Regions from separate parts of the Homo sapiens genome. Here region 1 is linked to region 2. Evidence: chromatin contacts called from ENCODE POLR2A ChIA-PET data. All regions are on one chromosome and are shown on one strand. Each heading gives the region's core, a stretch centred on a gene start or an enhancer-like site at or near the end of the contact. The rest is flanking DNA. Distances are from core to core; before and after follow the strand shown. Region 1 holds the start of CTSO (cathepsin O). Region 2 holds the start of JADE1 (jade family PHD finger 1).

Region 1 (2,896 bases), core at 335-2,834, about 27 Mb before region 2:
AAGTACTCAATAAAATATTTGTTGATGTAAATCAATTGAAATATCAGTCCCATAGGGATGGGGATTTTCATCCCTTTAGTCACTTATCCACTTACTTGATATATCCTCATTACCTAGAAGAATGCCTGACACTTAGCAGGTACTCAATAAATACTTGATGTGAGCTCCTGAAATGAGTTTAGTTCAAGGGGCTTTTTTACAATACCAATTATCCTAAAGTAAAGATGACTGCCTATATTTAAATTTCCTGACTCCGTAGGTTGTCAATAAACAGGGACTATGATCTGAAAGCAAAGTTCAGTTTAAAAAGAAAAGTATGTGCTTGTATGAGTCACAAAAAAGGGCTAAGTACAAAAGAACTGCTGAGGTAAACATGAACATCGTTCTGTGAACTTATGATTTAAATAAAATCTTTATCACCACACTTGCCAAGAGCAATATATCTTATCATGAACGTACATAAAAAACTCTTGTGTCTTTCCTCTTAATACTCGGAACATTATTTTTATTTTTATTACGAAGTTTGCATTGGAGAATATTGTAACTCACTGCACCTAGGTAAAAACTAAAGACATAAATCTGATGTTAGTTCTAAAAATCTACAAGGGTAATGATATGAATTTCACAGACATGGAAGCCTTGTTCAGAATAGATGATAATAGAAAGGCTCGGTAGAGCCAGGTTCATGAGTGTGTGACCTGTGCAGAAGTGGGTGCTTAGAAGGCCCATGGCTTGGGTTAATGCTCTGCTGTTGCCGTCTTGAAATTCTTCACAATTTATGAACAAGGGAACTTCATTTTCAGTTTACACGGAACCCTGCAAATTATGTACTTGGCTCTATCTTCCTTTGCAAACGGAGAAACAGGCTTCAAGAGTTTTGAAACTGCCATAATAGATCCAAAAACTGTGTATGCTTTTCACATCTGTACAATTTTGTTACGTATTTATAAACATCTGCTGAATGGATGACTCTATGTATTGGCCCACATCACTTCAGAACTAGGTCTTGAACTTAGGGATTGTGGCAAGAAGGAAAAAGGCAGCTTCCGGTGGCTCACAGGGCAGGCCAGGTGGCTCACACCTGTGAGCATTTTGGGAGGCCAAGGCGGGTGGATCACTAGAGTCCAGGAGTTCGAGACCGGCCTGGGCAATATGGCAAGATCCTATCTCTACTAAAAATACAAAAATAGCCTGGGGTGGTGGCACGCGCCTGTAGTCCCAGGTACTCCGGAGGCTGAGGCAGGAGGCACTTGAACCTGAAGGTCGAGGCTGCAGTGAGACCTGATCTCAACACACACAAAAGAATGACTCTCAGGCTTCTTTTTTTCTAATGGATGGAAGTGAAACCTCGAAAGCACATGGTCAAGTGCCTGACTCTTCCAAAACAAAAACAAAAACAAAAAAACTAGCCTCAGCAAGGAGGTCCGTAGCCTCCAGCTGACCGGATTTTCAGTCACAGAACACCGGGGACCTAAAAAAGGGTCAATCTCAGCATCGTGCACTCAACCCAGCTCCTTCCGCCCCTCGAGCCCAGGCTGGGAGGAGCCGAGGAACCGAAAGAGAAAACAGGCCGCGCGGGCGGCAGAGGAGCCGGGCGCCGCAATGGACGTGCGGGCGCTGCCGTGGCTGCCGTGGCTGCTGTGGCTGCTGTGCCGGGGCGGCGGCGATGCGGACTCCCGCGCCCCCTTCACCCCGACCTGGCCGCGGAGCCGCGAGCGTGAAGCCGCCGCCTTCCGGGTACCGAGCGCGCGCCTCCCCGGGATCTGTCCCTGCTCCCTCACTTCCTGTCCCGGGTCTGGGCTGCGGAAGAGGGCCCCCGAGAGCTGACCCTGCTCGTGGGCACCCGTGGCTCTGCGATGCGTCTGGGGCCCTGAGCTGCGGGTGCAAAAGCCAGCTTCTCTCTCCCCTCTCCTTGTGCCATGGTGTCACTCCCCCATGCCTTTGCTAACCAAAAGACTTGATTTTCCAGAAGAGATTTGTCGCTATGGATTTTTGGGACGCACCCAAATAAATCCATAGATACGTCCAAAGTGTCCTTGGTGGGAAGAAGCACCCCCTTTTAGCAATCCCCTCTATCGTTGCCACTGGCTTCCAAAGCTCTTCTATTTCTCTTTTATGAGAACCAGAAACAGGGAGCAGCCTGTTGGTGGAAGAAACCTGTCGTGTTTTTTTTTCCCGAGGAGGGCGCTAGTGATCAGAAGTTAGAAACAAAGAGCCTGTCTTTAGCCAGATTAAAGAATCCTGATGGTTTATGATTCTCCTTAAACTAACGCACCACTTTAAAAGTTCTTCCTGCCTTGGCGGAGACTGAGTTGAAGAAAAGAGAAGCATTTAATTTCCTTTTCATATTATTATACGAAATATAATATAATTTATATTTTATAATATTTATAATAAATACTTAGATTTGAGTCTAGCATGAAAACTCTGGAAGGGACCAGTTAGCTGAGCACAAATAATGATTTTCCTGAAACCAAGGAAACTGCAAGGGATGCCGATTTAGTGTTCGCCTCACTATGTTCTAGATAGCTGATACTATTTAACACATTTTTAAATTCATGAAAGATGCCATTATCATGATTTAATTTATTGGAAAAGAAAATTCTTTCATTCTGAATCAAACATAAGTCTGAGTTGAGTAATATTGCTCAAGGAAGTGTATCTTTTTTCCTGGTGTTTGTTGGAATTTCTCACAGGATTTCATAGCTGTGCTCTTTTCCCCCGACTCTCCTGGAAAGCTCCAATGTTTAGGAAGGCCAGCCTTCCCTGATTCTGTCCACTCTTACGTTTTGTCCAAACCGAGATGTGTACTGTTATCTCCACTTTATTATTCTTGAGTTCAGTTCTAGCTTTCAAAACCAGAAGTCCTCTTACTCTTTCAAGAACAAAATTCTGG
Region 2 (2,700 bases), core at 199-2,698:
CCCTCTCCCGCATTTGCAAGCCAATGCCGAGCAACCCGGAAAGCCTGCTGGCTACCGAACAACAGCCCCCAACTCGCAAACACAGACTCACAGGCACAAGACACGTGCACTGAAGGGCTCTGCAACTTGCAGTCCCGGGGTACACACTACACGTTCATTTAAGGAAGCAAGGAGACCAAGAGACCCCACCCCCACAATTTGCAGATGGTGCCAAAGGTTGCAATTTGCAATCCCCTTTAAGTTCACGATTAATCGGTACTTTGCTCTACCAACGCCAACTCCTACCCCATTTCATCGATTAAGGGGTTTTACACTTTACAAGCAGTCGCGCTGTAAGTAAAAGATCTGATCACTGGAAGCCCAGTTCGGAAGAATCTAATTGCCAAACTGTCCCTCCACCCCCACCCCCACCCCCCTCTCACTGCCCTTGAATTGATGCAATGAATATTTTGGACATGTGGTGACGCGGTGACAAGAGCCAGGGCTGCGGCCACCACACACAGATGTACCTACGCACACCTATGTTTGGACAAATACAGTCCCACCACACACACGGTCTCACACACTCTGGATTCATATATGTACGCGAACCTGCGTTCTGCCATTGCCATCTGTCTACCAAGTTGCTACTATGCTTTCCACTTTCATGCAGCCTAATGCACTTTGGCTTTCTAAAAAAAAAAAAAAAAAAAAAAAACCTATAAACTAAAGCCAACTTAAACTGGGCTTCTGCTCCTAAACGCGTTTAATTGATGATTCACCTGAAAACCGCATGTTCTTCGCAAATCCAAAAGAAGAAATAGCTCTAAGTCTTCAGCCCCCCAAATTTGAAAAAAAAAATCATAATAAAACTTACTGATCCAACATAGATCAATTCTCAGGATCCAAAAATCATCCTCTCCTCCTCCTCCGGCCCCCGCCCCGGCAATGCCCAAGTTACTGGTGGGATAGTAACGCTGCGCTCAGCGGCTGCCTCCCTCCCTCCTCGCTACAGATCGAGAACCCAATCTTTTGGCGCCATATTAATGACGTATTATATTATTTCCACTAGGCAGCGACCTTCGGCATTAAATTACTCCCGAGAACTCCCGAGCAAAGCAACAAAACCATCAAATATGGCTGAGCCTCTCGGCTCGTCCTGCAGCCGCCGCCGCCGCCGCCGCCGTCGCCGCCGCGGGACCGGGACGCGCACACGGACCCACACGCGGACACGCGCGGACACACGCGCGGCGCGCCCACCCCGCGCGCCCCCCGCGGCCCGCGCGCGTACCTGCTGCGGAGGGGTTCGGCCGAGGCGCTGGGCTGGGCGCCGCTCGCTCGCTCGGAGCTGCATGAGTTCGGGCCGCGGCGGGCGGGGAGCCGGGCGGGCCCCTGCTCTCGCCGGCGCGCACACACCGGGCACTCGCGCACGGAGGCACTCTCGGTCTGGCGTTTGGCTTGTTATGGAGGAAGGACTATGTGAATCAAACTCATTTCTGGGTCACTGCTGCCACAGGGGGGAGCACTTTAATCCCTTGCCAAAACGAGAGGGTGGGGACGGGAGGGCGGAGGGAGCATGCGGGGAGCCCGCGGCGCTGGGGCTCGGTCCCTCGTTAACTCTTCGCAGCCCTAGCCGCAGCCGGCTCAGCCTGCGCCAGTGGGGGCTCGCAAAGAACGGCACTGTTCAGCTCTTAGTCTCTTTCCTTACTTCACCCACCTTGTGAGCCTAGAAATTCTTGAGGTGTCTCCAAGCAAGTGGGTTTTTAAATTAGCCCCTTCAAACTGCTGTCCCAGTTTCAACTCTTGTCTGACATCTAGAAATGGATTCTTTCAGAATAGTTTAAAATTACGTAGATTAAAATATGGCTATTAAGATGTGTCATTTGGGTGAAAGGTTTTATTTTTAGGCTGAGTGGCAAAATAGTTGTTTGTAGTAACAGTTTTAGGGAGTTGCACATTAGGATGACATTTTTAAATAGAGAGAATCCAATTCTGAATAACATCTTTACCTAAATTTGTATGGAAGTGATCATTGCAAATGAGCATTAATTCATTAGAAGATATTATTTATAAATTGACACCACTTTATGTTACACATTACTACAGAATTGGACATCTTCTCCCAAATATGAGGAGTGAGCCTAATGCTAAAACTAGAATTGCAGACTAGTATCAGATCAGTCATCGGAGATTCATTTGGGGGTATTTATGTGTAAAAAGGAGTGGTTACTGATTTTCTGCAGAAGACAAGCTTGCTTTTTCATATAGAGGGCAACATACTTCTTTCATGGATTCATCTAGGGAAATAGAGGGGTATATGACATTCAACTTCAATAAGAAAAAAGTACGGATTAAAAACTCCCATTCAGGCCGGGCGCGGTGGCTCACGCCTGTAATCCCAGCACTTTGGGAGGCCTAGGTGGGCGGATCACCTGAGGTCGGGAGTTCAAGACCAGCCTGACCAACATGGATAAACCCTGTCTCTACTAAAAAATACAAAATTAGCCGGGCATGGTGGTACATGCCTGTAACCCCAGCTACTGGGGAGGCTGAGGCAGGAGAATCGCTTGAACCCGGGAGGTGGAGGTTGTGATGAGCCGATAATGCGCCATTGTGGTCCAGCCTGGGCAATAAGAGCGAAACTCCGTCTCAAATAAATAAATAAATAAATAGGAACAGTGATCACTAATTACAAAATTGAATATCGAACCCAAAAGGCAT

Evidence for each region. ChIA-PET counts read pairs that join two places held with the same protein, here RNA polymerase II (POLR2A).
Region 1: POLR2A ChIA-PET joins it to region 2 with 7 read pairs in B cell. The contact joins the promoter of CTSO here to the promoter of JADE1 in region 2. POLR2A ChIA-PET finds 5 or more read pairs at or near these places in 2 of 52 experiments (B cell and CD8-positive, alpha-beta memory T cell).

What each region holds. Positions count from the first base shown.
Region 1 is chr4:155,952,554-155,955,449 of GRCh38, reverse strand. It overlaps CTSO (cathepsin O), which reads left to right and starts at 1,584. Exons shown (of 8, transcript NM_001334.3): 1 at 1,584-1,737. The coding sequence starts at 1,603. RefSeq lists an enhancer at 179-473.
Region 2 is chr4:128,808,448-128,811,147 of GRCh38, reverse strand. It overlaps JADE1 (jade family PHD finger 1), which reads right to left and starts at 1,448. Exons shown (of 11, transcript NM_199320.4): 1 at 1,271-1,448. RefSeq lists silencers at 516-635, 1,146-1,625 and an enhancer at 936-1,045.